Regions from separate parts of the Mus musculus genome. Here regions 1 and 2 are each linked to region 3. The links are chromatin loops, found by intact Hi-C in ENCODE. Cell type or tissue: heart. All regions are shown on one strand.

What was found. Hi-C counts contacts between places; a loop is a spot of excess contacts. Peaks named below come from ENCODE experiments on the same cell type or tissue, not always from the same donor. Only the 100,000 strongest peaks of a DNase experiment are listed, where the experiment ranks them.
Region 1: a loop joins it to region 3, with 3 times the contacts of the local background. A loop is called at or near these places in 5 of 42 quality-filtered maps.
Region 2: a loop joins it to region 3, with 2.4 times the contacts of the local background. A loop is called at or near these places in 6 of 42 quality-filtered maps.

Annotation. Positions count from the first base shown.
Region 1 is chr2:30,593,974-30,596,473 of GRCm38, reverse strand. It overlaps Cstad (CSA-conditional, T cell activation-dependent protein), which reads right to left and starts at 1,430. Exons shown (of 2, transcript NM_030137.2): 1 at 1,400-1,430. The coding sequence starts at 1,404. In heart, a CTCF peak has its summit at 1,553; DNase peaks (open chromatin) are centred at 1,213, 1,503 and 2,363; H3K4me3 peaks cover 1,789 bases; H3K27ac peaks cover 2,500 bases.
Region 2 is chr2:30,604,056-30,606,555 of GRCm38, reverse strand. The region is part of intron 1 of Cstad (CSA-conditional, T cell activation-dependent protein); the gene reads right to left. Among named protein-coding and RNA genes, the nearest start is that of Cstad, 10 kb to the right of the region's middle. In heart, no CTCF peak of the experiment used is centred here; DNase peaks (open chromatin) are centred at 655, 975 and 1,455; H3K4me3 peaks cover 984 bases; H3K27ac peaks cover 2,500 bases.
Region 3 is chr2:30,434,813-30,437,312 of GRCm38, reverse strand. It overlaps Ptpa (protein phosphatase 2 protein activator), which reads right to left. Exons shown (of 10, transcript NM_138748.5): 5 at 1,632-1,749. Among named protein-coding and RNA genes, the nearest start is that of Ptpa, 20 kb to the right of the region's middle. In heart, CTCF peaks have their summits at 1,001 and 1,306 (motif pointing left); DNase peaks (open chromatin) are centred at 342, 962, 1,352 and 1,685; H3K27ac peaks cover 498 bases.

The sequences.
Region 1 (2,500 bases), 160 kb before region 3:
ACTGGAAGTCACGGAGAAGCTGTTCAACCAAGACCCCCCTGGCTCACTGGGCTTGGAAGGTCTCAGGTTAGCTATTCCAGCACCTTCTCTATCTCTCAGACTCCCTTCCATCTTCATCCCACGGCCTGGGAGAGGAGGCCTGGGTGGCTCCGGTCTGAGCACTCTCAAGCCTTGCTCAGTTCCTTGCCTCAGTTTCCCCATCATAGATTGCCAATAACAACAACACTTGCTAGGGGTGTTGTAGGGACTGCAGAGATCTTTGTGGGGTGATCACAGTCAGGAGCCAGTTCCAGTGTGAGCTACTCCTTCCTCCCCCCGCCCCGCCCCCCAGGCACTTTGCATCTTCCCAGCCCAAGGGTGGCATCTCCTGGGTGTTGTATAAGAAGCCCCAGCCCCACAGGGCTGAGGATGGCTGGCTGCCTATCAGATGAGACATCTGCGTGTTTCAGGCCTATAGCTGCCCGAGATCCCTGCCTCTGTCTGGCTTCTTAAACCACAGAGCAAGGAATTTGATATTTCCTTGTAAGGGCTATGGGCTTTTGTGGTTCCTGTCCTCCTTGGGCATACAGTCTGATTGTGAGTCAGGAACCCAGAGGCTGCAGCAGGAGGGCTGGGGCAGGAGATACTTTCCAGAGAAGATGCTCAGAGGAGGGGCAGGGGAGACAGAGGGTAGCAGAAACTGCTGGAGGCACCCAGGAGCTCACTGTGGGTCAGGGCAGACCCTTACATGAGCTCACTCATGGGGAGACCTTGGGTTGGATAATCAAGGGGAACCACTGCTTGCAAAATCCCTGTCACCTGTGAAGACATAGAACAGGTTCTACCATCACCACCCCCATTTTACATATGAAGAAACTGAGGTTCAGGGAGGACAGCAGCACCCCTCTAGTCCTGCAGCTTTGGTCTATCTCTAGAGAAACCTAGGACCAGCCTGCGTGAGGCCTGTCCAGATCTGGAAGGAAGGGACTAGGGACCAGGGGTAGGAGTTGGGATGGAGGAGCTGAAGGGGTGGGCAGCAAAACCAAAGCCAAATCCTATTAGTACTAGGCAGAGAGATGGAGGAATGTGGGTGAGGACAGGGTCAGTCGAGGAGAGGCCTGGAACCCCTAGAGCACCGGATAGTTCCCCCTCCCTCCCAGGTGCGACCCCTCAACTTCCCGGAAGACACCACCCCCAGCTGGGCGGAGAGAAGGCCCACCGCCCCCGAGCCGCCCAATCAGAGGCACTCCCAGTCTGATGGCGGAGGCGCGGGCTGAGGGTTCCCCGGGCCTTCGGGGGAGCCCGGGGACCTGACCCCGACTCGGTGCCCCCGGCCCCCGCCCCCAGCCTCATTAGCACCGACGCCGGTTGTCTCCCCTAGCTTTCCGGTGGCTCCAGAATTTAAAGGTTAAATCCTAACCTCATCTCAGCAGTTTCTCCGGGCTTTGCCTACCCAGCGCCAGTTGCTGGTAATTATATGCATCTCCGAGCAGCCAATCAGCTGTCAGACTGACAGATACTGATCTTTTCGTTTTATTTTTAGCTCTGTGCTTCCCCCTCTAGTTGCAAAAAAAAATTCTGTTTGTTCTGAAAGCCGCTGCCTGCAGCCCTGCAGCCTGCTCTCATCTCTCCTCCAGCCAGGCGCGAGCAGGCAGCCACTGAGGATGAAGCCTCCATCCCTTCTCCAAAGCAAGGACAAAACGGCCTCTGTCCCCAGCTAAGGGCCGGCCAGGACGAAGCCCCGCTGCTGCACAGGGCCGAGGCGTCCTCGGATGCACAGCCACGGGAGAGAAGATGGCTTTGGCCTGGAGAGGTTGCGGCATGGAATGGAGACAAATCCTGTCGGTGGCGCCCGGAGGCCAGGAGAGGGGCAAAGACAAACAAATAGCGGGGCAGAGCTTCACTGAGAGTGGAGGGGCTTACACAAGCCAGTGACCCCAGAAAAGCAATCACCTCACAAAATGAACAGAAAGGGGCCTAGAAGCTGCCCCAGCTCAGTTTTGCATGGGTAGGCCATGCTAGGCACACTGGACCCTTCTAAGTCACCTGCCATGGGAAAGGCCAGCGATATGCACCCCTGGAGTCCTTTTATGGATCGTTCTAAAAGGCTGTATGGGTCTTCCAGGAGGCCCCTGGTCATACAGTAGATTTTGGAGAGGTCTGATAGACTCTACGGTTTATAGAATTTCCCCTTGTGCCTCAACACTCTGCCCCGAACTCATGCTTGGCCGTAGATAAAGAGAAGCCGGCCAGCCAGGACAGGGCCAGGATCCCATCATGACTTCTCTCTGGAGGTAGAATCCAGTTTAGGACACTGGCCACAGAGGCCTGGATTTAAGCCCAGGTCATGTTTCTCAGCTCTGGGTCCCTAAACAACCACAAGCTCTCAAAGCCACAATGTTCCCATCCATGAAGTGGGTCTCAGGCATGCCTGCACCTCTGGGAGTGACTTGAGGGTAGTAAATGGTCACTCCTGGCTCCAGCACCCCGGGCCTAGCGCCCTAAGAGTATCACCAGGTCC
Region 2 (2,500 bases), 170 kb before region 3:
AAGCCCAAGGCGACCCAAGCACTGGGGTCTCTGGAGGGTCTCTTCAAGCTGTGTGACCTTAGGAGAGTCATTAACCTTTCTGTTTTCTAAGCAAGTAGTGTAATACGCCTCCCCTACAGTGTGATGTTTGATTAGAGTAGACCAAACGTATAAAACACTTGCACCCAACTGGAGTCTGGTGGCTCGTACCTGTGCCTTTAATCCCAGCACTAGGAAGGCAGAGGCAGGAGGATCCCTTGTCTATAGAGTGAGGGCCAAATGAAAACTGACCGCAGGAGAAATGTATGAGAGGCCGCTGAGCTACACATCCTTTTTTTGTCGACAGAGTCAAGTCTCTCTTTCCTACCTCCGGACCTACACAGGGCTTTGACTCTCAAGGGAACTTCCACCTCAGCACTAGAGGGCTTGTGACCCAAAAGACAGGTCAGCTGTGCGTTTCTGCAGGGATGTGGGCACCTGAGCAGACACATCCCCCAACTCCATCCACCCCTATCCCTGCCCCCCCCCCCCCCCCCCCCGCCACTCGCCAGAAGAGGAAAGTGGTCTAGCATTTCTGGCAGTGCCAGCACCCACCTCCTGGAGTCCACTGTGCAGATAAGGAAACTCAGGCTGGGCTGGAGGTGCGAAGGCTAGTGAGCCTCAAAGTACTGGAGATGGAGTTGGGCTGTTGACAGAGGGGCGGCCCCTCCCCCGAAGTGTAGGAGGACTCTCACCAGAAGAGCCATGAGGCTAGGAGAAAGAAATGAGCCTGAGGCCCATTGGCCTGCGGGTGAATATTTGGTACCTAACAAGATCTTGGCTGGAAAGAAATACCAGAGGAAGGGAGGAAAGAAAAAACCAGAAACTTCCTAAGTTAGCCCGACTGGCCTCCCTTGCTTCCCCTCACTGTCCCAGAGGCAAGGAACAGGGTGCTAGGCGATTCTCCACACCTTCAAGGGAAGGAAATTGGGACGGTTAGCCCAGCGGGAGCCTCCCTGCTCCTGAGAACCTGGGCTGTGTAGAGATTATCCTGTGGAGGCTCTGAGCATCCTGGCAGGGGACGGTGACCTCTGCGCACCGACGTGGGTAGCAGCCCGGAGCCAAGAGAACCAACAAGGCCCTGCCCACGGCTGTGGCCCCGCAACACCTAGGTGGGCTGTGCCTATTCTGCTGGGGTGGCCTCTGCCTCCCTTAGAAGCCTAAACTTTGGAGCCTCAAAAGCCCGAGGTGGAGGCAGTGAGGAGAGCTGATGGGGGGGATGGGTGTGGGGGGTCGAAGTTACTGGAACCCTGGGGCTATTGCTCAACCTGGGGGAGCCCGGCCTTAAGGCCTGCCGGCCCCCACTGTATTGCCCCCCTACTCCGGTCCTCCTTCCCTCCCGGCTCCGCATAACAAACATTCTTCTCCAACCAACCCCTGCAGCAGCAGCCGGGAAAGGGGGGAACTACCGCAGACAGCAGGCGGCCGCCAGAAACGCTTAACCCCTTCGCTCCCAGCCGCTGGAGCCCATGGCCCCGGGGAGGGAAGTCGTAGCTGCCAGGGGCCTTCCCAGGCTCTGGTGACCCGGTCAGGTGACTGACCTGGATCAACAAGTCGTCAATCTGTCTGCCAGAAACTCACTCAAAAGTTTCCAGAGCTGGCCCTGGGCGGTGTAGTAGAGGGGGTGCGGGGACCCACCGCACTTCCCCAATTATAGTGCTCTGCCTGAACTGGTGGAAGTGGTTCCCACTAAGTTCGGAGGGCTTCCGCGTATCCAGAGGTGATCACTTTAGGGAGCTTAGGACAGAATAAGATTGACATCTTCTGTGGTGATCCCCAGGTGGAGAGTACACCTCTAACTCCCCACCCCCACCTTTCACCTTATGAAGTGAAGGCCAGAGGTTTGAGCTGGGAACCACATGGCCAAGTTTCTTCAATACAGAGTAACTCAGGGCCTGGGCAAGGTTCTGCCAGCAAAGCCTTTGCTACACCGGAGACCAGAGTTGGACCTGGAGCCCTAACACCAACATCAGAGACCCAAGCCTGGTAGCATTCTACTGTAATTCTAGGGGTAGATGAGAGGCCCACCAGTTGGGCCTAATTGTGGACCTTCAGGTCCCAGGGAGAGATCCTGTCTCAAAAACAGGGCCTGAGGACCAGGCTGGCCTTACCTTCCATGTGTGTGCATAAATACAAAACAGCAACCTAGTGTGTGGAGGTGGGAGGCAGGGGATTCAGGAACAGATCAATACACTGAGGGTCACCTGAAGACACCGAAGGTCCACCAACGGGATACACTCCACAGCATCCTGGTGGACACTCTCCTGCAGCCAGGGTAGCCACCCGGCTCCAGACTGGCTGGTCCTCTGGGAGAGGTCAGCACATCTGTATACACCTAGAGTCCCAGGATGCACCATGGAGACACAGGAAGATGTTAGCAAGTGCCGAGAGAGCCGAGAGCCCTGAGGCACACAGCCTCCTGGAGTCTTGAAGGAAACTTGAGTTCGAGAGCGAGAGCGACTGGCCCAGGCCCCTACCCTGT
Region 3 (2,500 bases):
CCATGCTGGATCCCAGTAACAAATGAGTCCTTGCCTCAAAGAGCTCATGATTAGTCAGAGACCACAGACATTAAATATTAAATATATAGTTACTACTTTGAGTTTAGCTATTTGGGAGACAAGTGGGTAACTGAGGCACATCCTAGGGGGACCCTAATTTCAGAGTTCAAGGTTTTCTCCTAAGGAAATAATGTTTAAAATAAAAGAGGAACGGGAGGTGGCCAGCACAAAGGAGAGTAGGAAATCATTTTAGCCAGAAGCAACAGCACACAAAGGCCACAGTAAGTAGTCAGTGTGCCTCCAGCAGAGGGCACAGAAGGCGGCTCTGACCAGATGGATGTGAACAGCCATGCTAAGAGCTTGCGTGAGCCCTGATGAGGGATCACGAGGGAGGAGGACCCTCCTCTCCTAGTCATACCCAGCAGCAGTCAGCTCTGCACAGAGCACTGGCTAGACCCTAGATCCTGTTCCTTATGTAGTAAGACAACTGGAGGGAGGTGCAGCCAGGTGTTTCAAGCGACCTCTGCAGACCAGACAGCTGCCAGATATGGATGCACACACGCTCAATTATGGTCACCTATAAATTTCCGAATGGGGTTCTGGAGAGATGGCTCAGCGGTTAAGAGCACTGACTGTTCTTCCAGAGGCCCTGAGTTCAAATCCCAGCAACCACATGGTGGCTCACAACCACCCCTAAAGAGGCCCTCACTTATAATAAATAAATAAACAAATAAACAAATGAAACTAAGCTAAAATAAATAAATAAATAAATTTCCAAATGACAGCCAGGCTACCCCATGCCCCAGAACTCTTTTCCTAGTTGGGCATTAATCAAAGCTCCCCATATCCCAGAGTCTCAGAACTGTTGTCAGCAGCAAGAGGAACAGAGGACAAAGTTCTCCAAGGCTCTGCCTCCAGGCACGCCTTCCCCAGGGCTTGCTGACACTCGTGCGCCCTCTAGCTCTCCTTCCCAACCAAGCGGGAGACAGCACATCTCTCAAATGCCTACTTTAGTGAAAAGAGGAAAGGAAGCCCTTATCACAATGGGTCTCCTGGACTATGGAGGCTATCTCAACCTAGAGACCACGTCTCTTTAAAGTCCCTGCAACAGCTTAGCCAAAATGGATGACAGAGCCAAAGATCATCAGCACAAAGAAAATGGCTGAGAGACAAGAGAGGTGAGGAGAGAGTGGGCTATCAAAGGTTTTTCTTCTCTAGGCATCTGCCCTTAGTAAGTGCTCAATAAACTATCTCTAGAGTGATGAGGCATCTAAATAGAAGCCAGCTTCACCAAGAACAGAAACCAACTCTCAGCAGTGTCGTGCCTGTGGCAATAGCACCACCTGGTGGCATAAGATAGAGCCAGCAGTCACTATCCCTCCCAACAACACTGCTGAAACCCATACATTCCCACACCCATACACCCATACACCCTACACATACACACACACACACACACACACACACACACACACACACACACACACACCCCTCCCTACTTCTCAGGGGCCTGACAAACTGTTGCTTTCTCAGAGACCCCCCAAGACTGTGTGGAGCATAGAGAAAGCAGCTCAGGCAACATGAAGAAAGCAGCAAGGTCCCCATCACCCAGAGCCCTCAGCAGCAGATACCTGTGCCATAGTCAATTCGTGTGGAGTTCCCCACAGCCTCCTTCAGGTAAACTGCCACTTCAGGCACAGCAGCAGCCAGGTGGGTGGGGACCACTGTGGCCACCAAGTTTTCTGCTTCCTGATAACATAAGAGACACACAGTGGTGGCAGCAGATTAGGCAGCACCTGGGTGAGCAGGCAGCCACTGGGAAGCATCTGCCTGGGGTCCAGGCATCGAGGCTCGCCTGCTTCCCAGTTCTGAGAAGCTAGAAAAGGGGAGGGAACTCCTAGGGTGACTTGGGAGCAAGATAAGGCATCAATGCGCCCCAAGGTCTACAGAGATTATGGGATGTCCAGCCTATTATCCCCATAGTTGCTGGGTCCACTCCCAGAGCAGTAAGCATGCAGGCTAGAGTCTGCCATGACATGCACGGGAAGGTTCCAAACAGCATTAGTTATCCCAGTCAGAACATAAAAACTCAACGACAATGTCCCAAAATAAATACACCACACAGAGTTCTGCAACACAATACTACACAACAAAGAAAAGGATCCGTCTCCAGTGACAGCAGTGAACCTGACCGACATAAGGTCAAGTAAAGGAGACTACCCAAACATGCACGCCAAACACAAATAAAACCCATGTCTGCAACAGTAATGGAGAGAGGCCGGGAGAGCAGCGTTCCCGAGCGTGCCGGGCCTGCCTGGCAGAGGGCGGGGGGTGCTCTGCAGCTTGCTTGGGTGGTAGGAGCACTGCAAACACTGACCCCAGGCTGCTGCAACTTGCTTAGCTACTGCTAGCTTTCTTCCAAGTTCTGACTTCTAACTAAAGTCTATCTTCTGAGACACCAAGGCCACGTATCACCAGAGTGCAGCAGCGGGGGGGGGGG